Regions from separate parts of the Homo sapiens genome. Here region 1 is linked to region 2. A link is an interaction called in ENCODE POLR2A ChIA-PET data of the cell type or tissue named here. Cell type or tissue: OCI-LY7. All regions are shown on one strand. Each heading gives the region's core, and the rest is flanking DNA. Links, peaks and the distances in the headings are about the cores only. Region 1 has its middle 13 kb from the start of ARHGEF3-AS1. Region 2 overlaps ARHGEF3 (Rho guanine nucleotide exchange factor 3).

The links. Peaks named below come from ENCODE experiments on the same cell type or tissue, not always from the same donor. Only the 100,000 strongest peaks of a DNase experiment are listed, where the experiment ranks them.
Region 1: POLR2A ChIA-PET joins it to region 2 with 10 read pairs; 8 of 35 experiments call an interaction of 5 or more read pairs at or near these places.

What each region holds. Positions count from the first base shown.
Region 1 is chr3:56,919,402-56,935,567 of GRCh38, forward strand. It overlaps a transcript of ARHGEF3 not described here. Among named protein-coding and RNA genes, the nearest start is that of ARHGEF3-AS1, 13 kb to the right of the region's middle. In OCI-LY7, for the core only: no CTCF peak of the experiment used is centred there; DNase peaks (open chromatin) are centred at 4,850 and 9,470; H3K4me3 peaks cover 391 bases; H3K27ac peaks cover 2,074 bases.
Region 2 is chr3:56,743,338-56,759,503 of GRCh38, forward strand. It overlaps ARHGEF3 (Rho guanine nucleotide exchange factor 3), which reads right to left. Exons shown (of 10, transcript NM_019555.3): 3 at 11,644-11,814; 4 at 10,167-10,229; 5 at 7,963-8,059; 6 at 7,719-7,795; 7 at 1,868-2,125. Among named protein-coding and RNA genes, the nearest start is that of ARHGEF3, 51 kb to the right of the region's middle. In OCI-LY7, for the core only: no CTCF peak of the experiment used is centred there; no DNase peak of the experiment used is centred there.

The DNA.
Region 1 (16,166 bases), core at 4,776-12,775, 180 kb after region 2:
AGAATGATAACATTGTTCTACCACTTGCTTCTTTTTTCATTTAACATCCAGGGCATCTTTCCCTGTCACGCACATTTTTGACCTCTTACTGCAGAGCATGCTATGGTATGGAAGGAAATTAACTCATTTAGCCACCTGCCCTGTGGACATTTAGCAAATACGAAAGATACACTTGAAATGTCACTTCTCATTGTCCATTCCTCTTACCTCTGCCAATGTTGATAACTCATGATGAAAGTGCACCTGTGTGTGGATATTAACATATCATACAGCCACAATTACTGAAACCACAGCGACTAAGGATTTTTTATGTTTTAATATGAGCACTTACCATGTATTTTCCCACGTGATCCTCACAACAGTCCCAAAGTAGGCCTTATTATTATCTTTCTTTTTGCAGATTTAAAAAAACTGAGACTCAAAAAGGTGGTGTACGCCTACCCATGGCACGTGGCCTAGAGGTGGTGAGGTTGGTCAGGAGTGGGGCCTAGCAAGCTTACTTCAGAGCTCCTGCTACAAGCATACAGCCCTCAGAAGACACAGCGAGAAACCTGCTCTGGGATATTCAAGAATCTGACATATTAGAGCACAAACCACTAGAGAAGGATCGCTAACAATGGGACAATTCACTTGCCTCTTGGAATGAAAAGCCTCATTTTAAAGCCCTTCTTCATACTCATCCAACATAAATTCTACATAGATTGGAGAGAAATGTTAAAAGGGGGAAAAAAACCTACAAAATTCTGGGGGCATAGGTTTTCAGGGTATGGTATTTTTCTTTCAGTATATAGAGTTGAATCATATATTTATACACAGGAAACTACCTATAGGGTGCCTACGATGCAAAGATGAACCCTGTTTTCCCACAGCTGGTTAAATAACCAAACTGGTAACAACCCCTCTTGTTGGGCTCTAAAGAGATTAGCACCAAAACTGGGACCTAACTAAGGTGTCACCAAAAGTGTCATGGTATCACTAGAACCAGAACCATGTTTCCTGTGTTCTTGTTCGATATATCTGAGGGTATTTTCTGTTGAGAAGTTCCAAGCAATTTCCTTACCAAAGATATTATAAGGAACATACTCGTCAGGGTTGTGAGAATTTCATTTACATAAAATAAAATATTTAGATTTTAGCAGAATTACTTCTTCATTAAAAGTTGGCAAGCAACGATGATTCTTTCCATTTGAACTTTATCCTGGTTCCTTAATGTCTTTCTTATTTGTACTTAACAAGCCAGAAATGTCACAAAATCTTACAGTTGGAAAGGGAATTTCAAGGTCTTTAAACATACCCCATTTGATACTTCAAATTTTAAAATTCCACAAACTGAATTTAAAAATAGGTAGTAAAAAAATCTCATGGCCAAGGCCGGGCACGATGGCTCATGCCTGTAATCCCAGCACTTTGGGAGGCCGAGGCGGGCAGATCACGAGGTCAGGAGATCAAGATCATCCTGGCTAACGTGGTGAAACCCTGTCTCTACTAAAAATACAAAAAAAAATTAGCCAGGCGTGGTGGCGGGCACCTGTAGTCCCAGCTACTCAGGAGGCTGAGGCAGGAGAATGATGTGAACCTGGGAGGCGGAGCTTGCAGTGAGCCGAGATTGCACCACTGCACTCCAGCCTGGGTGACAGAGCGAGACTCCATCTCAAAAAAAAAAAAAAAAAAAAAAACTCATGGGCCAGTGCAGTGGCTCACACCTGTAATCCCAGTGGTTAGGGAGGCAGAGACATGAGGATGGCTTGAGCCCGGGAGTTCAAGACCTGCCTGGACAACATGGTGAGACCCTATTCTCCATAAAAAGAAAAAAAAAAAGACCAAAAAAAAAAAGGTTGGAAAAAATCTCAAATGGGATGGTAGCCGTGACCAAATTAAAATAATATATTGCACACTGGCTTACCCAAGGTTCCAACATCATAAGATTATTAGTTCTCAGATCTTAGGTTTCTAAGACTGTTGTCAAATTTAGGTAAGACTAAGGAAAAACAAAAATTCAAAAACAAATTCAGGTAACACTAAGGAAAAACAAAATTTGGGTGTTACTAGGTTATCAGGGAGGCATAAAGCACAGCAAGCCAGTGAGAAATAAAAAGAATATCAAATTAGAGCCTGAGAGTTGCTCACAGTCATGCACTTTTATTGAATGTCTTTATCTACTCCTCAAAGCTGGAAGGGTGGTTAATCCAAGTAAAACCTGAACAATTCCTCTGCCTGCTTCACCATGAACTCTAGACAAATGGAGCAGCGGTGTCCAGACACTTTCCCAGGCCAAGGCCTATTGGACTCAAGGTGGTTCAACTCAAGAGACTGTGAACATTTGAAAATGTTGATGCTCTTGGAGAGCCCTGCTTAGTATCCCAGCTCAACAAGATTATAAAATGATGAGAAGAATGTGGGAGCAGACCTGGCTGCTCAAGGTCAAGAATGAATAAATAGAAAAGTCTTCATCTATGGTTTCAACACAGGAACTAAAAATAAATGATGCTGGAACATGGAAGTCTCAACGATTGCTAGTCATGGCTAATCTTGAGTGCTTATCTTACTGGTTTTGTTACAAGCAATCGCCTGAGCTCTGTCTTTATTCTCTCTAAACAAATCTGAACTTTTATAACCAGATTCCTCACATTATTTTGGCAACTGATACATGGGCAGCTATTTTTAAAAGTGAATGCAAAAAAAAAAAAGGAAAGCTGATGTATGCTGTGAAGCAGCCACCGGCCTGGCCGCTGCGGTTCTGCCTCCTTGACTAACACAAGAAGCAAGGGCCACCTGAAGAATTTCTGCATGAAGCACACAGGGGCCGCTTGCAAATAAGCTCATCCAGTTTATTTCTTAGAAACATAAACACCCTGGGTGCAGCTTTTTCAAGAAACTGTCAAGTCTCCTTCCTTACACTGTCAGTTAAAAGTGAAACTCCTGTCTGTGGGTTACTGACCTCTGCACAATTTTTAGGAAGAAAAAAAAGTTTAAAAACTGATTAGCTGATATCTATCAGCCAAAGGGCTTCCTTACTTGGAAATGAGACTTACTATTTGGCATTGCACTGTCAAAGTTGGTTGGAAGTGGAAAATCTGAATATGGGGGTGGGAGGGAGGGGTATTTCTGACACTTACATGAATACTCAGGAGGATTTTTAAAAGTAATCTGCCTAGATCAAAAAACAATGCTTGACACACCGAATTTCCAAGTTAAAAATATATAACAAAAGCAAGAATCATTCTTATTAAAAAGTTTCTCACCATTATTTTGACTTCAGATAACTCTTTAGGGATAATTTCTGGGAAAAACCATCTGGCTGGAATAGTTAACAATAAATTAATATTTGGGCTCTGTGATTTTTGGCTCTGCCATTTACTAGTTGAATGACCTGGTAAGTCACTCTTAATTTCCTTGATCTTTAGTTTCCTTATCTGTAAAACAGGAATGACTCCTTTATCCCTAGCAGGTTGCAGGGAGGATGGTAGGATACTAACTGACATATGTATTTAAAAGCAGAACAGCCTGGGTGCAGTGGCTCACGCCTGTAATCCCAACACTTTGGGAAGCGTAGGCGGAAGGATCAGCTGAGGTCAGGAGTTCAAGACCAGCTTGGCCAAAATGGCAAAACCCCATCTCTACTAAATATATATATATATATATATATATATATATATATATATATATATATATATAAATTAGTTGGGCATGGTGGCGTGTGCCTATAATACCAGCTACTCGGGAAGCTGGGACAGGAGAATCACTTGAACCCAGGAGGCAGAGGTTGCAGTGAGCCAAGATCGTGCCACTCCAGCCTGGGCAACAGAGCAAGACTCCGTCTCAAAAAAAGAAGCAGAACAATGGATGATGGGAACTTTGGGCCATCATACTATTGTTTCTATTTTTGTATAGGTTTTAATTTTTCCATAATAAAATATTTTTTAAAAGACAAAGGCACAGTAATAATTTATTTTTTTTCAAACAGAAGAGGAAATTTTTTGGTGTAACGATGGAAACTGGTTCAAATTTTCCTCCTAGCAAATTGAAAAGCAGTACCAAATCTGAAATCCAGAGTTTGATTTTTCTATCCTGATTTGACTGTCAACTGGGCATCTAAGAAAAAGGTAATAGAAACTAGCAGTTTCCCATTTCCCTTCTTCCTTCCAATAGAGAAAAAAAATGAGAGCATAGTTAAAACTTAAGTCATATTTATTTTTTTAATCTTACAATGCTGACTTCCCTGAAATCCCTGTATCCATCTAGAAAGTTCAAGACTTTTATGAAAATACCCCCAAGAAACCAAGAGATTTAAAAGCATGTGTGTCCCATGACTCAGAGTGTTCATTCTGCCTAAACACCAGTGAAAGTGGTTTTTTGTTTTGTTATGTTTTGGGTGTGTTCATGTGTACATGAAGAATTGGTATTGCCACTTTTTCTCCCTTAATTCAGAATCAGAAAGGAATCACCAAAACACTGGAAAATAGCAAACCAAATGAGACAGGTGGAAAGGGCTTCCAACTCTCACCCAAGGTAACTGGTCCTGGTTGGAAGCTCAGCACCTCCTCCCAGTTAGGGCTCTGCCCTGGAGGCTGTCCCTTTAAGTCAGACTTCCTGGTAAGGCTGAGAGATTTCCGCATGCAGCTTCCTGGAGACCGTATAAGATAAACAATAAACTTTGCAACAAAATCATGGACAATAAGCCCCACGTGGCTGTAACAAGAAGCAATTATAAGCATTGACAATGGCTAGGGCATTTCCAACAGGAATGCAAGTCTGTGATAAACAGGGGAGAAACATGCTACCCCACACCTGCACAAACTAAATGATGTGTAAAAAATAGTTCCTAGCCTCTCATCACATTGAGAACTAGTTGCTTCCAAATTCAGCACTCTTTTTAAAAAAATCATTGTCTAAGAGGAAAGCAGTCAGGCCTTTCTTAAAGCACCACTGCCTATTAGATGAAAGCTGCTGAGGCCCAGCGACACTACGTGTTCCTTACTCCATGAGTCTCTGTGTTACAGGAAAGGGGTCCTGATCCAGACCCCAAGATAGGGTTCTGGGATCTCATGCAAGAAAGAATTCAGGGCAAGTCCAGAGAGTAAAGTGAAAGCAAGTTTATTAGGAAAGTAAAGGAATAAAAGAATGGCTACTCCATAGACGGTTGCCCATTTTTACAGTTATTTCTTGATTATATGTTAAACAAGAGGTGGATGATTCATGCCTCCCCTTTATAGAACATATAGGGTAACTTCCTGACGTTGCCAAGGCGTTTGTAAACTGTCATGGCACTGGTGGGAGTGTAGCAGTGAGAATGACCAGAGGTCACTCTCGTTGCCATCTTGGTTTTGGTGGGATTTAGCCAGATTCTTTACTGCAACCTGTTTTATCAGCAAGGTCTTTATGACCTGTATCTTGTGCTGACCTCCTATCTCATCTTGTGACTTAGAATGCCTTAACTGTCTGGGAATGCAGCCCAGTAGGTCTCAGCCTCATGCTACCCAGCTCCTATTCAAGATGGAGTTGCTCTTGTTCACATGCCTCTGACATAAGGGTCACCCTTTGAGTCTCCTGCAGCTGAACCCCCTACCTGGCTAGCTTTGGGGAATTCCCCAACTCAGGAACCAGAGCCCACATTCTACCAGAGGAGATGAGAGTGCCATACACTTGCTTCCCAGCCTCCCTTGCAGCCACAGCATGAGAACATGAGCAGGCTCAGCCAATCATGTGCTGGGATGCAAAGCGGCAGGGCCGCTGCAGACCCCATTCTGCGAGGGTGGTGGCAGCTTGCAGAGGCAGAGTAAGGGTAGACTGGGTAGCCACAGCCTACAACCAGCATTGGTGGTGCAAGCCATGGCGTCTACACCTACCCAGCAGTGGTAGCAATAGTGTCTTTACAATAACTGTTTGGTGGTATAATTTGGAGTTGTCCCTGTTTCCCTGGTCCTTCCGAAATTCTCTGAGCTACCCTAGACACTGTAATAAATTCATTTTCTGCTTAACTCAGCTGTGTCATCACTCAAGTTCAGCTCACAGGAGGCTTCCCTGACCAGGCTGTCTATAGGACCATGCCTTATACCCCACCATCGTTATTCTCTATCATGATACCCTACTGATTTCCTTCCCACTACTTATCACATCCTGTAACCAATCCACTTCATTATTAACAACAATACGAACCACCATTGACTGGGGGCTTGCTATGTGTCAGATGGTAGGCTAAGCTAATTTAATTCTATGACCACCCTATGAGATAAGTACTTTTATTATCCCTAGTTTATAGATGAGGAAAGAGGCTCAGAAGGGTTAAAAAAAGTTGTCCAATGTGCCAAGCTTGGCAGTAATGGAATAAGGACTGGAGTCTAGGCCTGCAGCACAGGTTCTTACCACAATACTCATTCAGGCAGTGACTGAATACACACTGGCCACAGTGCAGGCACCAAAGCCACAGGACAGCCTGGCTCTCATGGAGCCTGGAGGCTGGTGGTCCAATCTCCCACCTGGTATTCTACCCATCACCCAAAAACCCTTCTTGGGGAAGAAATGCAGACTGACATGTGTAAAGATGAGACCAGCTTCCTTTGTTCAACAGAAATGTGCCCAGCTCTGTGTTCAAAGCATCAGGCATGCAAAAATACCTCAGAAGCTCACAGGCCAGAGGAGACGCAGACCTGTACACAATGCTCACTGCTCAACCTGCTGGTTCCCACAGCCTCGAAGCACTAGGCTGCAGAGGAAGAAGCCAGGGACCATTCTCAGGGTCTCCCCAATGACAGTGCCATTCCAGCTGGTTGTCAGTGATGTATAGGAGTTGCCAGGCTGAGGAGAGGGGGGTCAGCGCAAAGGTGAGAAGTGGGAACAGCAAAGTTCATTCAGGAGGCGAGGAGACAGTCAAGGGGTCTATGGAAGGGACAGGATGCGAAGGCCAGGGATGAGATGCTTGGAGCCAAGGAAGGAGTTCCAACTCCACCCTGCAGGAAATGGGGAACCAGGGCAAGTTTCTCAGCCAGAACAGCTGCATGACCAGATAGAAATTCTTTTTGTCAAGAACAGTGGCCATGGCCATAGAATACAGTACTAGTCAGATGCTTTTCCTATGTATTTTTAAAGTACACAAACATAAATATATTTGCTGAAAGCCAGGAATTGTAATAACAAGAAGTTCCATTTCTATGCTTTCCAACTCCCTCTCCTGGCTGAGTAAGAAGTGAAATAAGTCTGCCCTTCCAACAGAAGGAGTTAAACACAGCCATTCCCTCCTGTAATGTGAAATTACACAGAGCTCTCACATGGATAATTTATGGAGAAAACAAGGAATTCCCCAGCTACTTGATTTTACAACTCCAATCACCCAGATTCCCCCAGTGTGATAACAAGAACCTCACCTCTGGGTTGTGTCATCATTAAAATGAAAAGCTGATTTTTATTTTTTAAAAGAATGTGTGTGGTTGAGCCACAAAGAGCCTCCTGGGTTGGATGAATACCCCGGGAGGGGTGGGAGGAGTCCCCAGAATGACCCTTTGAGGCTGAGAGGGACTCATACTTAGTAACAGGCCCCAGGGAATGCTGTGTTAAGTGTGCAGCCCCAGAGGTCTGGAAATGCCAAGCCAGCCGGGGTGGTGAGGGCATAGCAACCAGAACACAGACCAGAAATAAAGGAAGGCAGTTTAGCACAGAAGTGAGGAATAGGAGTTCTAAGCCAGATAACCTGGGTTCAAATCCCAGTGCTGTCACTTAATGCGTGACCCCTGATCATTTACTTAACTTCCCTGTGCCTCTGTTTCCTCCTCTGGTAAATGGGAACAGTAAGAGGACCCACTGCAAAAAGTTCTTGTGAGAATCAAATAAGTCAAATATGTATCATTGAGCATAGTGCCTGGCACATAGTAAGTAACAATTGCAGTTTCCTAGAGACTATAAGATAAACAAGTAATTTTGCAGCAACATGACGGATAATAAGCCCCCATGTGGCACAACAAAAAGCAATTATAAGTGCTGACAATGGCTAGGGCATTTCCAATAGCAATGCAAATCTGTGTAAATAGCTGTTGCTGATACTACATATAATAATCTTATATAAAAGTATAATATATAACATAAACTTATATTTTAAATATACGATATGTAACATTATATAATATGGTAATAGTGATTTTATTATGATCTGCTTTAACCCAATTTAACAAAGAATTTTTCAACAAAAATGAGGGGTCTGAGGAGGGGAGCCCCAGGATCAGGCACCTAAAGTGTGTTTGTGCAGTATTTCCAACCACCTGGAGGTTCAATGTCAGGGATACCTACCATGGACCACAGAGCCAATCTGCTAGGCCAGAGTCCAGGTGGTACCGCATATGAGCTGCAGAGTTGGGAAAGTCATTTGACCCATAAAAAACAAACAAACAAACAAACAAAAACCTTGATTTCCTCATCTCTGCAAAGGGGATAACAATAGTACTGCCTTCACAGTTTGTGTCAAGCACTGGTGCTCAATTTTACATTTGTTTTTACATAAATATTTCTAACAACCTGTGAATCAAAAATGATTATGATGTCTATTTTATGAATGAGAAAACCTGAGGTTCAGAGACGTTAAGCAATTGCCAGACAGCACACAGCTAGATTGACATGCAGGAAATCTACCCCAAGCCAGCACTCTAAGCCAGCCCTCAATTCTGCAGACACATGCAGCATGAGAAGGATGCACCAAAGCTCTTCAGAGCAGGAGAGTATTAACCAACATGTGTGCTGGAATCACCCTTTAAGAAGGGCACGTGTTTCCCCACTGCAGACCCCAAAGCTTATGGCACCTGTAGGCAGTGAAAAGAAACTCCCCCTTGTTGAGCATCTACTATATACCAGGCACCATGTTGAGTGTCCTGCCACATCATTGCCACCTTATCACCACAGCAACCCTCTGAAGCAAGGACTAGAAGACATTGAGGCTCAGCGAGGTTGGGTTCCTGGCCCATGGTCACAGAGCTTTTCAGTGGCAGCATCCCTACACACATCTGGGTCCGTTCTGCTCCCACTCAGGCTTGCAGACAGGCTCTGAAAACACTCCTTAATGTCCCTTAGGTGCTCCTCTCCCCCTCATTACCTCCCACTTTGAAAGCACAAAGCTGCTTATTTTGCAGCAGGAAAATGACCATGGGGGCTGAGTAGGGCCATGGTGCAAACTACAATTACTGCAGACAACAATTTGCATTCCAGATCTGAAATGTGCTCAGGGCTCCACTTGAGCCCTGTAATCAGCTTAGCCTTTGCCCAAATCTCTCTTGAAATGAAGACATATTAGATGAACTGAGACACAGCAGGGTTTGGAAAATGTGCCTCTGCCCCCCAGTGAACTGCCACCTAAGGAAAAACTGTGCCAAGAAACAGCCAGGGTTGAGTGGGATTTAAGCCCCAGAGAGGTTGAATTCCTCTGCTGCAGAACAAAGAAAACAGCAGCCAGGACAGTAGACAGGCAGGGCCACATGGGTAAAGAATCAAAGGCAGGAAATGCATTACATAACACACGGGCCTCAGTGAGGAGGTGGAATGGCCACCCTTCCCTCCTTATCAGAAATTGCTGTCTTGCCTATGAGTCACATGTCAGGATATAGCGACCTTGCTGCACAGGACAATAAAGGACACCCACAAGGTCAGCAAAAGGCCTACTATGTGCACACTGTGAGAAAAGGGGCATCCTCTGCATTAAAGAGAGACCTCCAGGAGGGCCTATCTAGGACAAAAAGGCTGCAATTTGGGTCCTCTGGATTGGGGAAGAAGGGTCTAGAAAGGAGAGTGAGAGTGGGGGATACCAGAGTTTTTAACCCTGACTGTGGCCTCTTCTACTCATTCTGAACTACAGAAGGATTTGCACTAATTATTTCAGTCCCAAGTGGCTAGAGTCATGGCTCCTGGTTAACTGAAATTTATCACAGCCCAACTTTCTTCTGCTACAGAAAGAAGGGACGGTTTACATGCCAATTTCCATCACCCCAAATCCTGACTAAAGAGCTTCACATGAAATCTCTACTGAGTCGACAGTATCTGCAACCTGAATCTAGACCACCCTAAAAATCGGAATGTTTCTCAAACTTTAATGTGCCCACACATCACCTGGGGATCTCAATGAAATGCAGCTACTGCTTCAGGTCTTGGGTGGAGCCTGAAATTCTGCATATCTAATATGCTTCCGGGTTCTGTTGCCACTAATGTCCCATGGACCACACTTTGAGAACCTTACTAGGGGACATGGAATGACTTAAGCAGAACTCCCCAAAATGTATTTCCTATGTTTCCATAGTCACGGTGACAAGTGGTGACTTCATTCTAAGAGCAAATAAGTAAACTCAAACACTATGTATCTTTAAAATTATTGTTTCCAGGCTCAAAACTTCAGCACTTCTATGTTATTTTATTAGTAGCTAACAGGATGACTGTTCTTGAAGGAAAGCCTTGTGTAGATGCTATTAACTGAGGAAAATCCAGTAGAGCTTCCCTTGGCTGATGTTTCCGGAATAGCCCTAGATCCTCTGAGGTATAAAAAACCTGAAGCCCCAAAGGACAATGCAACTGACAATGCTTTTGCCAGTGCTCTCCCTCACCGATGACCCTCTCCCACTCTTGGGTGGCCAGCCCATTGCAGTGCAGCCACATTCCTGAGTCTGGGTCAACTACCAGCCCCCCCCTCCCACCAGCTGTGGCTGGGATCCTCTTCAGGAGGTCCTCATCAGTCACAGTTGCACCTTCCCAATCTGACAGGTACCTTAATAAAACCATTCATCTAATCCAAAGCATTTTTTTTAATGGCTGGAGTTGGCTGTCCTGTCCCGTTATGCAAACAGTACACAATGAGATGCCGATAGCATCTCTCTACCATTGCCAACACAAACCCTGCCAGGCCAGCAGAAACGAACCCGGTGGCTGTAAGCAACAATAGTTGCATGAGTTTGTTTAAACAAACACAACTAACAACAGGTGAAAATGTTTTGAACTCCTCCTATTGCTAAACCAGAGACTTTTAAGGTTGGTTTCTTCTAGAAATAAAACCAGCGTCAAGCATAAGGAATGAAAGGCAGCTGAAGGGAAACCACCCAGAAAGCAAACTTCGTGTTTCTTCCAGCAACACACACAGAGGCACAGATTTTGGGATAGATTTTTGACGAGAACTACCGATGTTGAATTAATTGAGATACTTGCATTGTCTTTGCCTCAAAGTAAGGATTCTTTCCTAATCTTGTTCACTGCATTTTTTTGACTTTTGCTCTTTGAGTTTGGTAGTGGAAATATTTCTTAATATATTAAAGAAGTTCAGTGCCACTAAATAACATAAAGCAAAAGGAACTTTAGTCTTTAAACCAAAACCCTAAAATATATTTTTTAAATGCATGTAGTAAGTGAAGGGAAATGGGCATTTATTGAGGTAGGGAGATGATGTTCAATACCACGCTCCATGGAGGGCATTTGACAAAGCACATCAGAATGACTAATGAAACCAGATGGGTAAGTCATTTCCTGAGCAACAGGTATCAGGAGAAAAGAAAGAGCGAATCGAGGACAAGTATTTTAGTGGCACATATGCTGCGCCTCTTAGTCACTCTGGATAATGAGATGAGTATATTTTTAAAAGAAGAAAAAAATGACATGACATCAAGACTGGAAGAATAAGGCAGCAGGAGGCTTTATTATGTTTCAAGAACAGCAAATCCGATCCATTTGTACCAATTCTGTAGACCTGAAAAACCTATTCCAGTCTAAACCTCAAGGCTTTTCCCTCCTTGAGAAGTTTGAGAAATTGCTGATGAACTTCCTAATGCCTGGCAGAGGTTCTTCTTAAGAAAAAACACATTAGACTATAATTACACAAGTTCCGTGATGGGAAACATACTGTTGGGTGGAAGTTATTTTTTAAAAGCCACATATCTTTTTGGCCAGGTGCAGTGGCTCACGCTTGTAATCCTAGCACTTTGGGAGGCCGAGACAGGCAGATCACTTAAGCCCAAGAGTTCAAGACTGTCTTGGGCAACATGGCAAAACCCTGTCTCTACAGAAAATACAAAGATTAGCCAGGCATGGTGGCATGTGCCTGCAGTCCCAGCTACTAGGGAGGCTGAGGTGGGAGGATCACCTGAGCCCAGGAGGTCAAGGCTGCAGTGAGCCATGATCGTGCTACTGCACTCCAGCCTGGGTGACAGAGTGAGATCCTGTCTCAAAAAAAAAAAAAAAAAAAAAAAAAAAGCCACATATCTTTTTCCTAAAAAAACCAAATTTGCAATCTGTAGTTATCTGAGTTTCATAATTAAATTAAGGGGAATACACAGGCTGCCATATTAGGTATTTTTCTCTGATTTTTCCAAAGTGATATTCCAAAGTACTGTCCCAAGCAAGCACTCAGAACTCATAAAAATAATGTGCCCAACACAGAGAGGCACCACCATTCAGCTACCTATTAATTCCTTGGAATATGAATCTTTTGGTCCAGGATGATTGCTTTAGAGCCATGATTTTTTTCTTGGCTGAGTACACAGTATCCATTCTTATCAAGGTGCTTTCCTCCCCTCTCAAATATCCAAGTAAGATTTATGGGGTTTTTTTGTTGTTGTTGTTGCTGTTAGAAAAAGAAGACAAAATTCCTCCAAGTTCACTTTTACCAAGTTCTCACATTTGAAACTCCTCCACAAACATATGTGATGCCATATTTTAAAATTCCATCTTAAGTAAGCATGGGATTTAGTCCAATTCATTGCATTTCTGACTTAGATTCATTTCTGTTGCCTGTTGGGGAGGATTTTTATTCTTAAACCTTAAAACCTAAGACTCCACTCAAAATTGCCATTCAAATATTTGTCTTATGACTTCAGCTTTTTGTTCCCTCAAATATAAAATTAATACATGCACCCCATAGAAACGTACGAAAGTCAAAACAAAACAAAAAAAAGTCATGTATAACCTCACTTCCCAAAAGGAAACCATTATTAATATTTCAGCGTATTTTCTTTTAATCCTCTCAAGTGCTTTTTTTCATAGCCCAAATTGTACTGTATATACAATTTTGTTTCCTGCTTCTTAAAACATACCAATAAACATTTTCCCTGAATTAAAACTCTTCCTCAACCTCCCCTTGTCACTTACAACTCATATGAACAAAACCACACTTTACACCAACTGCCTCACATTAGTGGGCATTCACACTTTTTCCACTTTTTTCTGTCATTGTAACTGCTGCAGCACTAAACATTTTCGTGCATAAGTCACATCTCTGGTGACTTCTGTGGGATAGATTCCTAGTCGTGGAATTATTGGGCCAATAAACTTACATATGTTTATGGTTCGTGACATAAATAAACAAACTGCTTTCCAGAAAGATGACCAAGTAACACTACCACTGAACACCTGTGACAGAGTCCATCCTACAGTACCCTCACCAGCATTTTGAGTTATCACTTAAAATGCTAATTCTGAAGCTTTAAAAAATTTCCAATCCTCAGACTGACCTGCTGAGGTCAATGATTTCAACTGTTACCTCATTATCAAAATAATCTTCTTTTATCCTTCCAAACAAGATGTTAATTTGTACCACATCAAAACTGCAAACATGAGAGGAATGTAGTCATTTGTTGCATATTCTCATTGGGCAACTAAGGTGCCATGATTAAGAAGCCAAGAACAGTTAGTTCAGTACCAGTCTGCGGCAGTACACAGAGATGCATGCAAAATAAAGTCAGAACCGAATCTACTGCCAAGCGTCACAAGATACACAAGATCTGAATTACCATCAGTCAACACCTATCAGAAGGAATACATAGAATGTTCAAGAATATATTCAGACTACATTTAAAATTCATTCAATAGCTTTTTGCACAACAAATTTTCTTTCTTCCCTCTAAATTGGTACATCTCTCCATATGCAGCAGGAATGTCTTTTTTATTTAAGGGCACATTTACACAAAGAGCAAATGGTCCAGACTCAGTCTTCCATAACCTAGAGTCTGAATTGATCACTCTATAAAATGGAAAAATGTTTCTTTTCTTTTTTTTTTTTTTTTACTTTTTTTTAGTTTTTAACTTTTTTTGAGACAGTGTCTCACTTTGTCAGCTAGGCTAGAGTGCAGTGACACGATCACAGATCACTGCAGCCTTGACCTCCTGGGCTCAGGTGATCTTCCCATTTCAGCCTGCTGAGTAGCTGGGACCACAGGCGCGTGCCATCACACCTGCCTAATTTTTGTATTTTTTGTAGAGACAGGATTTCACGATGTTACCCAGGCTGGTCTTGAACTCCTGGGCTCAAAAGGGTTCACCCGCCTTGGCCTCCTAAATTGCTAGATTACAGGCTTGAGCCTCCATGTCCCAATGGAAAAATTATTTGTAAAAAGGAAAGTTTTTCTAGTATGCTAGAAATGTTTGGGGATTGATATGGTCTGACTCTGTGTCCCCACCCAAATCTCCTCTCAAATTGTAATCCCCATAATCCCCACATGTACAGAAAGGGTCTGGTGGGAGGTGATTGGATCATGGGGGCAGTTTCCCCAATGCTATTCTCATGACAGTGAGTGAGTTCTCACAAGATCTGATGGTTTTATTAGTGTTTAACAGTTCTTCCTTCACACACTTGCTCTCTTGCCTGCCACCATGTAAGATGTGCCTGCTTTCCCTTCCACTATGATTGTATGTTTCCTGAGGCCTCCCCAGCAATGCAAAACTGTGAGTCAGTTAAACCTCTTTTCTTTATAAACTACCCAGTTTCGGGTATTTCTTTACAGCAGTGTGAAAATGGACTAATACATGGATATAGTCCTCACATTCCCTTCCCAGGATATTTGCCCCACTTCACCAACGTTGTCCACAGCTCCTGCTGAGTGAATATAGCATAATAGTAGTAGTAGCAGGGATGGAGAGAATATTTACTGAGCAGTTACTGAGACGTGACAGCGTGCTGGCAGTCCTCAGAGCCCTCGCTTGCTCTTGGCACCTCCTCTGCCTGGGCTCCCACTTTGGCAGCATTTGAGGAGCCCTTCAGCCCACCACTGCACTGTGGGAGCCCCTTTCTGGGCTGGCCAAGGCTGAAGCCCATTCCCTCAGCTTGCAGGGAGGTGTGGAAGGAGAGTCGCGAGTGGGAACTGGGGCTGCGTGCGGTGCTGGCGGGCCAGCTGGAGTTCCGGGTGGGTGTGGGCTTGGCGGCCCCCGCACTCGGAGCAGCTGCCGGCTCTGCCAGCCCAGGGCAATGAGGGACTTAGCACCCGGGCCAGCGGCTGCGGAGGGTGTACTGGGTCCCCCAGCAGTGCCAGCCCACCAGCGCTGCGCTCGATTTCTCACCAGGCCTTAGTTGCCCTCCCACGGGGCAGGGCTTGGGACCTGCAGCCCGCCGTGCCTGAGCCTCCCACCCACTCCATGGGCTCCTGTGCGGCCCCAGCCTCCCCGACGAGCGCCACCCCCTGCTCCACTGCACCCAGTCCCATCGACCACCCAAGGGCTGAGGAGCGCGAGCACACGGCGCTGGACTGGCAGCCAGCTCCACCTGCAGCCCCGCTGCGGGATCCACTAGGTGAAGCCAGCTGGGCTCCTGAGTCTGGTGGGGAGGTGGAGAGTCTTTATGTCTAGCTCAGGGGTTGTAAACACACCAATCAGCACCCTGTGTCTAGCTCAGGGTTTGTGAATGCACCAATCGACACTCTGTATCTAGCTGCTCTGGTGGAGCCTTGGAGAACCTTTATGTCTAGCTCAGGGATTGTAAATACACCAATTGGCAGTCTGTATCTAGCTCAAGGTTTGTAAACACACCAGTCAGCACCCTGTGTCTAGCTCAGGGTTTGTGAATGCACCAATCGACACTCTGTATCTAGCTACTCTGGTGGGGCCTTGGAGAACCTTTGTGTCCACACTCTGTATCTAACTAATCTGATGGGGACGTGGAGAACCTTTGTGTCTAGCTCAGGGATTGTAAACGCACCAATCAGCGCCCTGTCAAAACAGACCACTCGGCTCTACCAATCAGCAGGATGTGGGTGGGGCCAGATAAGAGAATAAAAGCAGGCTGCCCTAGCCAGCAGCGGCAACCCGCTGGGGTCCCCTTCCACAGTGTGGAAGCTTTGTTCTTTCGCTCTTTGCAATAAATCTTGCTACTGCTCACTCTTTGGGTTCACACTGCTTTTATGAGCTGTAACACTCACCGTGAAGATCTGCAGCTTCACTCCTGAGCCCAG
Region 2 (16,166 bases), core at 2,851-10,850:
TACAAAGGCAACAGAAACTCAAAGTAGTGGGCAGGCTTTCTGCATCAAGGTATAGAATCATAAAGAAGTTGAAGGGCACAGGATTTGGAGTCTACACTGACAGGGTTTGAACATCAACTGCATCACTTGCTGGCTGTGGACCTGGGCAAGCTATTTAACCCCTCTAAGCCTCATCTGGAAAATGGTCCTAATAAGAACAGCTATCTCCTAGGCTGTTGTGACGGTTAAATGAGATACATAACCTATGAGGCAAATTACATAAAGTTGATTTACTAGATACTCAATGCCAGCAATTATTACCATGATTGTTGTTACTACTACTTATTATTAAACCCCTATCTGGGAGGAAATAGGCAGTTTGCTCAGCAGGTTCAAGGTTTCTGATTTTCAAATTACCTATGCATATCCTCCTTCTATTATTGTCCCAGATTAAATCAGAAAATGAGCCCTTTGAATGGTCTGCTAGCCTCTATCCCCACTGCCACCTCCTTGATCAGGTTTTCACACCTGGACAGCATCCTCCCAACTTGCATCCCTATCACCAGTCTCTTCCTCCTCAGTCCCTTGTTCTACCAAGAGTATGTGTCCAAGGTTACAGAGCTTGTAAATGATGGAGCTGGGATTTGAATCCTGAATCCCAGCTACTTAGAAACCAACCAACAAACAAAAAAAAAACTTCAATTAATTGCATGACAAAGGAAAAAATCTCTTAAATTGATATTTAAAAACCTCTATAACCAGATCTGAACCCACATCCTCTGTCTTCTCTCCTGCTGCTTTCTCAGAGGACCCCTAACCCCAGGCCAACTGATCCATGATATTCCCCAGGCACGACCTGTCCTGTCATTTCCTTATACCTTTGCTCAGGCCACCCGCTCCCCGTGGCCTGCCATCTGCCATCTCTACCATGCAGAGTACCTCAACCAGAACGGTGCTCTCTGGGTGGAATGCTCACAGTTTACAATATTCTCATGATGTGCACCCCATTTTTCCTCGTCTTCTATTGCTGCTAGGGAAAAATATATATTTCCCAGATTACCCAGCCCACACTCAATAAACCTTTTTTTTTTTTTTTTTGAGACAAGAGTCTCACTCTGTTGCCCAGGCTGGAGTTGCAGTGGCGTGATCTCAGCTCACTGCAACCTCCACCTCCCAGGCTCAAGCGATTCTTGTGCCTCACCTTCCTGAGTAGCTGGGATTATAGGCATATGCCACCTCGCCCAGCTAATTTTTTTTTTTTGTATTTTTAGTAGAGACAGGGTTTTGCTTTTTTGGCCAGGCTGGTCTTGAACTCCTGGCTTCAAGTGATCTGCCCACCTCGGCCTCCCAAAGTGCTGGGATTACAGGCATGAGCCATCGTGCCTGGCCCACACTCAACAAACATTTGCTGAGTGAGGATCCCACTAGTGAGCAGGAGGTTTGACAAGGCAAGCCACTGTAATCGGGGGCTAAATGGAGCTAGATTTTAAATGGATGTCCACTTCACAAATGAGTTTTGGGGCTAGGCTAAAAGGCAACTTACTATTTTCTAACTAAACAAAATTTAAAATATACACAAAGATCTTGTCCCTCACAGACAGCAACTGTAACACCAGATTAGAGTCACCTGTATAAAATTAAGAATTTTACTAAGGGACCTTACAGCGTGTTTCATGTAAGCACTGCATTTTACAGTTTAGGAAACTGAGGCAGAAAGATGAGAAGTGACTTGCAAAATCAAAACATGGTTGATGGCAGTGCCAGGCCTGGAACCCAAGATTCCTGAGTACTAAGTACCCAGGGACTCTTCCATTCACCCACTGACCCAATCCACCAGCCATTATGGTGGAAATAACAAGAAGAGAGAGAAGGAAACAGACAAACTTACAGCTTCTTCCAAGTGCTGCTGATCTGGATTATCATTTGGTGTGTGCCTCAAGATTTCTCGGAGAAGCAGAGGGTATTTTACCAGGCGGCTTCTTGGAATATCGAGGAAATTCCAGAGATCTAGTTTGCGGCTAAAGGGGGATTCTAAACATCGCTGTAGGAAATCCTGGACTCGGTGATCTTGCTTTTTGTGGTCCAGCAGAGCTTTGGCGGCTACTTGATTGCTGCAGTAGCTATCATAGGAGCTGAGGCAAGGGAGCTAAGAAGGAAACAGAAAGAGAAGGTTGGAATGTCAAAATAATTGAGCTCTGAGGCTACGGTGGCATCATTTATTGGGACTGAACAAACACCTAACTGGTCTCTGGGTCTGGCTGACATTCCTTTATCTGCATGGCTGGAGGAAACTAGTGGAATCTTCAACATGGCAGGCAGTGGACAATTTTCTTAGGCTCTGGCTTGCTTTCACAAAGCAATTTTTTTTTTTTTGAGACGGAGTCTCGCTCTGTCACCCAGGCTGGTGTGCAATGGCACTATCTCGGCTCACTGCAAGCTCCACCTCCCGGGTTCACGCCATTCTCCTGCCTCAGCCTCCTGAGTAGCTGGGACTACAGGCGCCCGCCACCATGCCCGGATAATTTTTTGTATTTTTAGTAGAGATGGGGTTTCAACGTGTTAGCCAGCATAGTCTCCATCTCCTGACCTCGTGATCCGCCCGCCTCGGCCTCCCAAAGTGCTGAGATTACAGGCGTGAGCCTGTACAATACTATGTAACGAACAATTTAAGCTTAAAGACTTTGGAACATTTAACCTTCACTGCCTTCATTCTAGCAAAATGCTAATTTCTCTGACACATCCCATCAGTCACACTGTGCAAATACCATGTCAGAGATTCAACGGAAAAGGCTTCTCATCCACTTTTTCTGCCTTGGTGTTCTAATCTAAGAGCTATCAGCCTCCAGAAAGTTACCAGAAGCAATCAAATGCAGCCAATGGCCTAACTGCTTTTGTTTCTTTCTCTTGTACTAGGAAGCCCTAGTCCCTTGTAACACCTGCTCTTCAGAGGGATTCAGTGCAAGACACTGGCAAAGGAGTGTCTTTCATTTCTGTATCCTCACTACTTTGCATTGGGCCTACTATATGGCAGACACTCTGTGTTCTGAATGAACAAATAAATGCATGTTTAATGGATTACAAGATTAGGTAATATTTGATGGTTTGTGAACCTTGCTTAAAAATAAAGTATGGCGGCCAGGCGCAGTGGCTCGTGCCTGTAATCCCAGCACATTGGGAAGCCGGGGCAGGCGGATCACGAGGTCAGGAGTTTAAGACCAGCCTGGCCAGCATGGTGAAACCCCATCTCTACTAAAAATACAAAAATTAGCCAGGCATGGTGGCACACACCTGTAATCCCAGCTACTCAGGAGGCTGAGGCAGGAGACTCTCTTGAACCCGGGAGGCAGAGGTTGCAGTGAGCCGAGATCATGCCACTGCTCTCCAGCCTTGGCAACAGAGTGAGACTCTGTCTCAAAAAAAAAAATAAATAAATACATAAAAATAAATAAAGTATGGCAGCATCTGAAACTTTAAATACTCTGCTGCAGCTTTTACACCTCTTATTGAAATTATTTCCTCAGTGACTGAAACCATAAAAAGGATACCAGGAAAGTAATATTTTACAAGCTTACTATTGAGCTTAACATTCCTTTGAAATGTCTACCTTCCTTACATGTTATTAAAAATCTCTACTTGTGTTAAAGAGTTGCAGACATTTTTTCCCTCAACCTTATATTTGTGTAAGTACTAGCTATTATTATTTGAAAGTAATGATAATTGGTACTTATACATGCGCGCACACACACACAGAGAGAGAGAGAGAGAGAGAGAGAGAGAGAGAACCCAAACGTGGTACTGTGGCTTGTAATTTAGACTTTCAGAGTTAATTAAAAAGGGCCTCAGGCCCTCTTCATTTAATTTCCACTTCCTCACCTTTTAAAAAGATCTGGAAATGCCCAATGTTTTCATTAGGAAGAAACAAATCAGCAGTAACCATTGGATGTAAACTAGTGAGGAACCTCGACCACACTGCTGCTCACTGTCCAATGGGCCACTGCTCCCTGTGATCCTGCTGCCCTGCTACCATGGCAACCAAATGGGGCTCTGGTCCTGTGCTCTCACCTGACAGGGTGCTCATTTCCTGGGCATGACCTGAAAGGCTATCTGGTTCAGTCACCGGCTAGGAGAGGCCCCAAGTGATCTTTAACTACACAGGGTGAATAATGTACAAGATCTGGTTCTCAAATACAGACACTCCCTTATTCAGAATGAGAGGTGAAAATGCAGTTAAAGAGACTAGGCCGGGTGCGGTGGTTCACGCCTGTAATCATATTACTTTGGGAGGCACTTGAGGTCAGGAGTTTGAGCCCAGCCTGGGCAACGTGGCAAAATCCCGTCTTTACTAAAATATATAAAAATTAGCCGGGCATAGTGGTGCATGCCTGTAATCCCAGCTTCTTGGGAGGCTGAGTCACAAGAATCGCTTGAACCCAGAAGCCAAAGGTTGCAATGAACTGAGATCACATCACTGCACTCCAGCCTTGGCGACAGAGAGAGACTGTCTCGGAAAAAAGGACAGACTCAGTAATAGGGAGAATCAGGTTCAAAGCCTAACTCACACAGCTGTCAGTGACTCTTCCAAGCCTCAGTGTCTCCACCTACAAAATGTATATACTAATGTCCCCCTCTCCCTTAATGAGGTAAAGCATACAAAATGTGTAGCATGGAGCTTGGCTTCTGATATAGAATCAGTAAGTACTAGCTATTATTACTTGTCCCAAGAAGTTCTTTGTTTTCGAGATAGGGTCTCCCTTTGTTGCTCAGGTGGAGAGCAGTGGCATGATCATGGCTTACTGCAGCCTCTTCTTCCCAGGCTCAAACAATTCTCCCTCCTCAGCCTCTCAAATAGCTAGGGCTACAGGCATGCACCACCATGCCAGCTAATATTTTTTTTGTAGAGACAGGGTTTCGCCATGTTGCCCAGGCTGGTCTCCAACTCCTGGGCTCAAGAGATCCACCCGCCTCAGGCTCCCAAAGTGCTGGGATTACAGACGTGAGCCACTGTGCTTGGGCCCTAGAATATTTTTATTGAAGAAACTGTCGTTTAGAGAACCAAAGCTACTTGCTCAGCTGGAGACAAAACGAGAGTCTGAAGCTTGTTCTTGCTTCCCCTTTACCCTCAGAGTTCTGAACTATTCACCATCTCTTTATTAAATAGACTATCAAGAATTTATAAGGGAAACTCACTTTTTAAAGAAGTTCTTTTATCCCCCTAATATTGTGAAAAAATCTATTTTTTTTTTTTTTTTTGCTTCCATGTACTCTGGCTCTTTCCTGGGAATTAAAATTTAGTGAGACAACAAATTAACATGAGAACTTTCTGCCTTGGAGAGCTTATAAAGTATTTCATCATTGAAAAAACGTTGGCATAGAGATAAGTCACTTGGGAAGTTGTTTCTTTATGCTAGGGAAGGCTTACTCAAACAGGCTGACCCATTAGGGAGCGGGGACACTGATTCTCAGTAACCGGGGTAGTTCCCTGAAAAAAAGCAACCACTCTGTTTAAGGTCTTCAAAGTAAAAGTAATTGATTCATTCTAAGGTCAAAAGGACTGGCCAGGGCTGTCCCACTTGGAAGGCTCACTTGTTTAAAAGGGTTCCCCCCCACCCCCCTTTTTTCCTTTGCGGAGAAAATAAATCAATTTTTCATGGGTCGAATGGGACTCTTCTCATCCAAAGTCCACTAAGATGTTTATTTTGTTCTGTTAAAAATACAAGAACTCAAACATATGTACCCCTAGGTTTACTGTTCCCACTCAGACGGACACATCTGCAGTTAAAAGAGGAAAAACATTTAACAGCTTGTCAGGCCTGATAAATAAGGGCCATTTCTCACGAAGTCTGGCAACAACGGGCCAGTTGTTTAATTTTAGGCTGCTCTTCAAGATCCAAGTCCTCATTTGATGTCTGAAGCATCCAGATAGCAATGGGCCAGCATGGTCACACTTCCTTTGGGTATGTACAGAAAATGACTGCAAAGCTGCTCCCAGATCAAACCAATTTTCTAATAAACGTGACAAATGTTTATTTCAGCAAAAAGTTACTAACAAGGCAAATTCCTACAATTTTGCTTCTGGCATAAACTGACAATTTGCATATGATGCTTAAGGAAACCATGTAGTCCTGTACTGCTGTCTCATCAAAAGCAGAGGAGTTATCCTACAAATTCTGGAGTGTGGCCTAACTGCTCCATTTACCCCCATATCAAAGCAGTCCACAGACTCAGGAAGTTTAAGAGACACTGAGGCACTCTCTACTCATTATACCTTCTTTGTCTCTGTCTGTCTCCGGTTGGCTGGCTCTCTTTGGAGAAATTTCTTTGTGGGCTAAAGAAGTTAAAACATCTACGATGGCTCATAATAAAATGAAAGTCAAAAATATAAGATGAATGATCTCTCTTGAAATATTAAGGCATATTTTCTAAATTATTCATCTTAGAACATTACTTGCCTTTCGGATACCTTTGGGATATTTCAGCCTTGGTGCTAAAATTGACTCCTGAACTAAAGCTATTTAAGTCATGAAACTCTCATCAAGTATCTTGATCAAGGCAGTCATTGAGAAACGTAAGTTAAAAGATCAATGTTAAAACTTTCTGCACATCTATGTGTTATCAAGGCATGTTAACTGAAAGGTTTTAGGAAGATTAAAATGCAGATGTAACGGAATAAAGAGAACTCACATAGCAACAGTAGGATTTATAACCTTCACAACACTCTCCAAACAGTGAAATAATCTCTAATATTAGCTGTTGTGGTACTTCCTGCCTATTTTTCTGGAATACTGTGAGCAACAGAGTGATGAGAGACCTAATCTTGCCTGGAATAAGTCAGCAAAGTAATCTCCTCTCATTATCTGCTTTATAACAAATGAAAAACACCTGGAACTGGGGTGGACCATTCAAGCACTCACAGAAGGAAACATAAATGTGTAGAATAGGGAGCGGTGGGGACTGAGGCAAAATAAGAGCACACGCCTTGTCTAGCGTAAGTGAAACAAACAACTTTAAGTACACAATAAAACACAAATCCAGCCCCAGGATCATAAATTTATGACTCCTAATCTAAGATCACAGCTTACTTCTTTTTATTTAATTAGGAAAAGGAATGGATTATATTAGGATGAAGGTCACCATATACCCAGCTCTCCTATAAATTACTTAGCATGGTATATATGCTAAACATTAGCAACCTTTACTTATTATCTTGTTTATAAAACTACATTTTGACCATGAGATTTTTTTTATGGCCTAAAAAGTTTTTTTTAATATGCTAAACATTAGCAACCTTTACTTATGATCTTGTTTATAAAACTGCATTTTGACCATGAGAATTTTTTTTTAATAGCATGACAAGTTTTTTTTTTTTTTTTTTGGTAGTGGATATATGTCAATAAATTTTTATTGGAGTATATTATGTTAGCGATTGGCCTGACGGAATATTAACTAGTTTTATTTTGATACGAAACTAGTAATAGTTTCATGTGTACCTTTACTTATTTTGTTCCAAAAGGCCCTGTTACTTTTAAATGCAATAAATTTGTAATAAGAAAAAAACTATTTTCATGCTTTAAAGATACAAAACTTAAATTTAATTAAAATTTTACTAGGATTTTTTTTTCTGATGTGAAACCAACATTTGTAAAAAAATAAAAATAAAAATAAAAAAAGTCTAGCTAAAATGAAACTCCCATCTATATTATTGAAATTTATCTTCAATAAAGACCAGAGAACTTTCTTACCCAGCCCACGAGGATGGGACCAACATGTTCAGTCGAGCCATCAGGCTTCCTAACATCTCGAAGCTGACTAAGGAGCTCTGGCAAAAAACAAACAGATGCTTATTTGTTAGGCATTCAAATATGAACAGGGCTGGAAGTAGGTTCTGGGTTATTCACATTGCAGGCAATTAATAATCACTCACTCATTATAAGACAACTCAGTTAAGGCTACAAGTCACGACTCATCCTGGGAACAAAATTATACCTTCATGTAGAGGAATTAGAGAGTCCAGTGTTCCAAAAATTTGATTCAACTCTTGTTCTGTCATTATGGAGAGTTTCAGCATGGGGTCATGATAGGCCTGCACAAAAACGGCAAGAGATGGAAGCACATGTTTAAAATCAGAGGAAGTACATTGTTCATGTAAGTGGCTCCTGAGAGGTCCTATCCAATAACAAAACTTCTGGCTCTCTAACAACTTCTCCCATAAAGCTGCAGAAACAGCAGAGAGGTGTGGCTGGAGGAGAGGAGAAACCAGCACTGCCTTAAGCCTTTGTGGTTGATAAACCAAAGCAGATTTTTCAAAAGCTTTTTTATTCTAGTATGTCATATATCTAGGAAAGAGCACAAATCCTAGGTATAGAACAGATTTGACTGTTAAAATGTTTTCAAAATCAAGATCCTGCCTCTTAAAAAAATCCCACTTTATTCAAAACTAGCTACTAGCAGATTCTTTTTTCAATTAGTACATATTTAAAATAAAGAAAAAGAGGAAAGAAACAGTGATTGGTATCCTTTACTACTGATTTGAACAAAGAGAGCAAAGGTGATAATCCTATCACCTCTTACTAGAGAAAATTAAACAACAAGAATACACAGTTATACCCAGGGCACTAAAATAGAACACAAAGACTTAAAAGTCTCCTACCTTCAAGGAATTTTATAAAGCTAATGGGGAAGATAAGAAAAACTAAAATATTTTCTAGTTTATATTTTAGTTTCTGATCTCATGGAAAACTAAATCTATGTTTAAAAAATATTTTTTTCTTTTTTTTTTTGTACTTTTTAGTAGAGACAGGGTTTCACCATGTTGGCCAGGATGGTCTTGATCTCTTGACCTCGTGATCTGCCCGCCTCGGCCTCCCAAAGTGCTGGGATTACAGGCGTGAGCCACAGCACCCAGCCTAATTTTTGTATTTTTTAGTAGAGACAGGGTTTCACCATGTTGGCCAGGCTGGTCTTGAACTCCTGACCTCAAGTGATCCTTCTGCCTCAGCTTCCCAAAGTGTCGGGATTATAGGTGTGAGCCACCGGACCCGGCTTATGTTTAAAAATTAAAGATTAAAAACCAGACTGATGTCACAAGACAGCAAAAAGCCATCAAATCAAAACTGCTCTAGAAGGTCAGAGAATTAAAGCTGGAGTGGCCAAGGGAAGTTTTGAAGATAAGCTGCTTGGTACAGAGAAGGAGGCAATAAATGTTATGTAAGAATAAACTGAGATTTGAGCTGGTTCCTGAAGGATGGGTGGATATGAATGGTTGAAACGAAAGAGAAAAGTTTCTAGGAAGGTAGGGCCACCATAAGCAAAAGGATGGCTGGGAAACACCTGAAGGTGCTTGAGTTTGGCAAATCTTGATGCAGGAAAGGGGAGTTAGACACCAGCATGATAACTCTCAGAGTGAAATAACTTCTTTGTCCTCTCTGATCTCCTCCTCCTCCAGCTCTGCCTAAAACTCAGTTTCTTGGCTGTGTCCAAGCAAAGCTTGGGTGGCCATCTCTCAGGAATGCTAGAGGTGGAATTTCATCTTAGCAGAAAGACTAAAAACCCTTAAAAGAAGGGATGTAGCCTTCCAACCCTGTGATTCTTCGAGGAGGCTGTGAATATCAGATGAAGGAGTCTGGATTTTAGCCTCCAAGCCATGGAGTTGGGGGGCTGTGCCACTGGAACGAAAATGTTTTTGAGGAAGGTTTGTTGTCCTCCTCCTCCCCACACAAAATGTTGATTAGAAAACAAATTCCTATATAAAAGACCCCAACTTATATGATAGTATGCAATTGCCTCATTTCACTTTATTCACTTTTGAGATTCAAATGGCTTTATTTCTAAGACTCAGTTCAAGTTTCAGACATGCACACATTCTCTCCTATGGGCAAAGAGTCCTACATATGAGACTTCTAGGACAATGAAATATACATAAGGCGAGGCCTCCATGGACACTTTCTGATTTAGGCTGAAGTATTCTTTGACATGCATTAGAGACATACAGAGGTAAACCCCTAAAGGTGCCAGGTCTGGAGAGCTATTCTGCCCTCTTGTTTTGAAACACTTTCCCCACTGCTTGGTGTGTGGTAGCAGACCAGTCTTAGTCATAAAGACAGTTCTCACGAAGCACCACTTTAGGGTTGTGAAATTACTCAAGAAAAAAAATGTGACTTGACTCAAGTGACTGCTGGATTTAAATTTACCTTTTTTGCTAATTTCAAGTCTTCTATCAAGTCTTCTTCTCCTTGGGAAAGCTCAAAGATCGCCTGCAAGGAAAGATAAACATATTCACTGAATTCTCCCTTCATTTACAAGACCATATTCAAATAGTGCTGGCTCCACCACTCAAAACCCCAAATTTACATATTTAAGTATTTTAAGTTACGTTAACCTGAAGCAAATGCATCTATGCTTAAACCTGCAATGAAAAGATATTGCAAAACTGCTGCATATTGTGCTTCTCTGTTTGTGGGAGAAAGTTTCTACACATTTCTAGTCCAAAAAGTCATCTTTCATGTTACAGAACTTTGATGCAGCTGAACAAGAGGGAACTATTTTAGGTAAAATAATTACAGTGTGAGCCATGGATTTGGTACCCTTGTTGTGAGAGGCCATCATAAGAAGTGATTCAGAGGCTCTTCTAGATAATGGATGTGGCAGTATTATTAACTGGGCCATCCCCACTTTTTCTTCTACTCGACAGAAGGCGAATCTCAGCAGAAAGTTTTATTTGTATTATCCACTGCCTTGAGGCTGAGATTGTAGGAAGAATCCAACATTTTATCACTCCAAATACAACCTGGTGAAGTTAATTCATTCTAAACCACTTCTCAGCCCCACAGGTACAACAAATAAAATTATAGGCGCTGGCTGTGTGGAAGAGTAGGTAAATGGACCGTTTCTAATTTGGCTCTATTAAGCCATCATGCTAAAGAGCTATGATGCACAGAACACTCTTTCACTTCCATCTGGGAAGTCAAACTGTCAGCAAACATTACATTATTAAAGGAGTACAAGTTTGTAACGATATTTCAGGGTCTACTGTGTTTCAGGATATAGGGAAACAGTGGTCAGGCTTTGAAAGCTCCCTCCACCTGGGGCTGCTTGGTAAACTGAGGACAAAGCAGGTGGAGGCACAACCCTGAGCTGGATACTCCAAGGATCTCATCAGATGATGCACACATGAAGTGCTCAGCACAGCCTGGCACAAGCACTTAAACAAGCTCTTCTATACAGGGTAATATTATCAGAGTCATTTAGGGCAACTGATACAGAAAACTTACCGGGAATGAAATTAACTGGATTCTATAGAAAGGAAGTTTTCCATGAAGCTGAATCAAAGCTATGTAAACTAAATATTTTAAAATAGTCTATAAGTTGCTAACAAAATATAACTAAAATGATTATTTTTGTGAACTTCAGAATCCTAAATAGACACTTGGTTTCATCTTCTTGTAAATTCATATTTTCACATCAGTTTCTTTTTAAAGTGGGGGCCACACCCTCCCAGCTGGTTTCTGGTTTCTCAGTTCCTTCCCCAAGGTCAGACACTCTTGTTTATCCTTCTGCAAACGCAATGAAGAATTGATTTGGAGACTAAGGCGCAAATTCCAGCATGGCTGACGCTGCAATGCACCTTTGTTCCAGACACACAGCCAGCTCCATGGGCCCCGAGCCTACCTCCTGACGTTTGATTTCCTTGGATGTAAGCATCTGATTGACGCACACATCGAAGGTCTCACTCCACAGCTTGCTATCTCTCCGTTTCGTGCTCGAGGGGGCGGCATTTCTGGACCAGGGTCGGGGGGCGAGGATGTCAGGGCGGCTCTCACTGCGGAAGCTAATGGAGCGCTAAACAATGAGAAAAACAAACCATCACGGGGGCAGCGGCAGGACTGGGTGGATCTTTGAGCAGTTTCCTGTCGTTGACGGAACATAAATCATATATGTGAAAGAAAAAGAGGACATTGCCACAAGGCCTTTGGGAAGTGGGGCATTGTCTTGAGCCTACGTGCTAAGGAAAATTGGACAGGGGGCTGCTTTGGAACATGTGCTGGGAGTATCTGTTCTGTGTGACCTGGATACCAAGTGGACTATAGTGCAAGCACATATCAGGCCAAACTCACGCATGAAGGCAGTTCTTGGATACGTGATGAGCTCTACTTTTTTCCAGTGGACATCTCCCCTCTTTAAAAGAACCAGAGATAACAATAGTGGATGGCCTTTATTTATTCAAACATTTGGCCAGTACTCCTACTCTCCTCCTTCTATAAATAGAATCCCACTAACTTTGGGTATCCTATTACATATAGTTTTGGTGGGCACCCCCAGACCTGACCAATAGAGTATTCCACCATCCTAGTTCAGGGATGGGCATGTGATTCCCTGAAATTTGTCACATGAGTTACGGGAGAAAGGAGGAAAGAGTATTCCTTTGGGATTGTGAGTTCAAGAGAGAACACAAGCAGGGCCTTCCAGCAGCAACTCTCCCTAGTTACACAGAAGCATCTGTCTGCTACAGGAGAGAATAAAGAGACCCAGAATGAAGGATGGAGTGACCAATGGAGGCAGGAAGGGAGCAAGCTTTACCAATACTGCTTGAGCCTCTGGATCCCACTGTGCCTGAAACCAGAAAGAACCACCCTTAGACATTTTCATTACATATAGAAAGACATTTCCCTTTCTATTATCTCAGTTGGGGTTCTGTCAACTTGAAAAGTCCTGACTAATACACATACTAAATACCATCTTTGCAGCACATGATTCCTGTCCCTGAGGTATTTTCCTATTTCCCAAAGAGGCCGCAGAAGTCCACCTGTGTGACTTAAACATGCTACCAAAATGCTTTTCATGACAAATACAAATGATCCAGAAGAAAGCTGAGTGCATCATTTTCAGTCTTCATCCTAGAAGATTTCATCACACTTATTGGAGACTTTGCCAAAGCAATGAGGTTGCTGTGCTCCAAAACCACATTGTTATTTAGGAAGTGTTCCCTGCCATGGCTCTCTGTGGCCTTCAGCAGGAAGTTTCAACTCCTCATCTTGGCACAGGAAGTCTCTTGTAATCTGACCACAGTCTCCATATTTAGGATCCCATCCTGCCACTCATCCATGAGCCTCCATTTCTCCAACCATACTAGGCTATCTGTCATTCCCTAAATATGTCATGCTTTGCCATCCCTCTGTACTCCCTTCAAACAATCTTCTCTTCCTGGAATGTGTTTCCATCACTTCATAGCTGGCTTTTTTTTTTTTTTTTTTTTTTGAGACAGAGTCTTGCTCTGTCGCCCAGGCTGGAGTACAGTGGTGCGATCTCGGCTCACTGCAAGCCCCGCCTCCTGGGTTCACGCCACTCTCTTGCTTCAGCCTCCTGAGTAGCTGGGCCTACAGGCGCCCGCCACCACGCCCGGCTAATTTTTTGTATTTTCAGTAGAGACAGGGTTTCACCATGTTAGCCAGGATGCTCTCGATTTCCTGACCTCGTGATCCGCCCGCCTCGGCCTCCCGAAGTGCTGGAATTACAGGCATGAGCCACTGTGTCCGGCCATAGCTGGCTAACTCTTAACTGCCCTCGGGATGTAACTCAAACAGCACCTCCTCTAAGAAGTCTTCACCAACATTCTCCCATCCTCCTCCCCCAGAGCAATTCAGACATACTTCTGATATAGCAATGATCATACTTGATTATAATTATTGGTCACCTGCTCTTAACTAGAAACTTCCTGAGGTCAGGAATTGAATTTGCTTATGACATATGAGCCTTCATCACAAAGGCATTCTAAGGTAGTTCCCAGTTATTTTGAGATTCAACAATAAAATTCCAGAAAGTAAAGAAAAATTTTAAAAGGAACTATTCAACATAAGGGCATTGTTAAATAAGTTGTAAGTGGCTGGGCACAGTGGCTCACGCCTGTAATCCCAGCACTTTGGGAAGCCGAGGTGGGTGGGTCACCTGAGGTCAGCAGTTTGACACCAGCCTGGCCAACATGGTGAAACCCCGTCTCTACTAAAAGTACAAAAATTAGCCGGGGCGTGGTGGCATGTGCCTGTAATCCCAGCTACTCAGGAGGCTGAGGCAGGAGAATCGCTTGAACCCAGGAGGCGGAGATTGCAGTGAGCCAAGATCGTGCCACTGCACTCCAGTCTGGGCGACAAGAGTGAGACTCCGTCTCAGAAAAAAAAAAAAGTTATAATTACCTGCTGGATGGAATATTATCTAGACAATTCAGAGATAATTTAAAATGTAAACACCCCTTCTATGTAGCCTAAAATAAAATCAGGATTAAAAATCTATATGTGAACATTTTATAGTTATGCAAAAAATGCACATGAGCAAAGATATAAAGGGAACATCACAAAATTCTATTGTTGTTTCATGTTGACATTATGAGTGATTTCTGTCCTCCTTTATATATTTTTAGCCTTTTTTTTTTGTTTTGAGATGGAGTCTTGCTCTGTCGCCCAGGCTGGTGTGCAGTGGCGCAGTCTCAGCTCACTGCAAGCTCCGCCTCCCGGGTTCACACCATTCTCCTGCCTCAGCCTCCCAAGTAGCTGGGACTACAGGCACCTGCCACCACGCCCGGCTAATTTTTTGTATTTTTAGAAAAGACGGGGTTTCACTGTGTTAGCCAGGGTGGTCTCCATCTCCTGACCTCGTGATCCGCCCGCCTCGGCCTCCCAAAGTGTCTAAAATGGCCGGGCGTGGTGGCTCACGCCTGTAATCCCAGCACTTTGGGAGGCTGAGGCGGGCGGATCACCTGAGGTCAGGAGTTCAAGACCAGCCTGAACAACATGGTGAAACCCTGTCTTTATTAAAAATACAAAAAAAATTAGCTGGACGTGATGGTAGGTGCCTGTAATCCCAGCTACTTGGGAAGCTGAGGCAGAAGAATTGCTTGAACCCGTGAAGTGGAGATTGTAGTAAGCTGAGATTGCGCCACTGTACTCCAGCCTGGGCGACAGAGCAAGACTCCCTCTAAAGGAAAAAAAAAAAAATAGAAAATGAGGCGGGGCTTGGTGGCTCATGTCTGTAATCCCAGTTCTTCGGGAAGCCAAGGCAGGCGGATGGCTTGAGCTGAGGAGTTCGAGACCACTCTGGGCAACGTAGCAAGACCTCATTTCAGTTCTAAATTAAAAAAATATATATAGATATATATGTAAGAATAAATGAAAAATGTAAAAAGAAACTTCCAAAGAGCTTCAGGGTATTACCACAACCTTCTGGAAGCAGGACGCTCACTCTGCAAGTAGCAACACAAGCCCCTTAGGCTGGCACAAGTAGTGGGGGTGCTCCTGGGCTCACTAATGAGCTCATGATGGCTGGACCAGCCCTATGCAGGTCAAGAAAGTACTTGCACCAAATACACAGTTCACTAATGGTATCTTACAAATCCTTGTGATCTCTTAAAAACAGTCCCTTGTAAACAGTAACCAGGAACTAAATGCACACAGATCGCCAGCACTCGGAATCAATTAGCCACAAGCATTAAAAGGTCAAAACAAGTGCAGTGAGTCATTAAGTAACTTGCTCAACCCAGTTTGCAGTTCTGATGGCAGCTGAGTTAAGAATTAAAGAGCAGAAAGAAAGGAAACACACACAAAAACTTCAAAATGAAAGTTTCCACTTTCACTTGAGAGAATCAACCTCCTATCCTGTTATATTTTCAGTCCTTGGCTAACTTTAAACTCCCCCTACCAGTTTGAAAATAATGTATGCTAACTTTAAATTCTCATACATTACAAAAGTATATAAAATTAAGTACAAATGCCCTCATTTCCCCAAGTCTATCTCCTAGAAGTAACAACTGTTAAGTTTGTTCTAGCTCTTTCCAAACTTTTTCCATGCATTTGTTAACATTCATAGAAAACTGAATTTTTTTTTTTTTTTTTTTTTGAGATGGAGTCTCGCTCTGTCGCCCAGGCTGGAGTGCAGTGGCACGATCTCGGCTCACTGCAAGCTCTGCCTATTGGGTTCACACCATTCTCCTGCCTCAGCCTCCCAAGTAGCTGGGACTACAGGAGCCCGCCACCAGGCCCAGCTAATTTTTTTGTATTTTTAGTAGAGATGGGGTTTCACCATGTTGGTCTCGATCTCCTGACCTCGTGATCCGCCTGCCTTGGCCTCCCGAAGTGCTGGGATTACAGGCGTGAGCCTCCGCGCCTGGCCGAGAATGTTTTCTCTTTCTACTTGACAGTATCTTG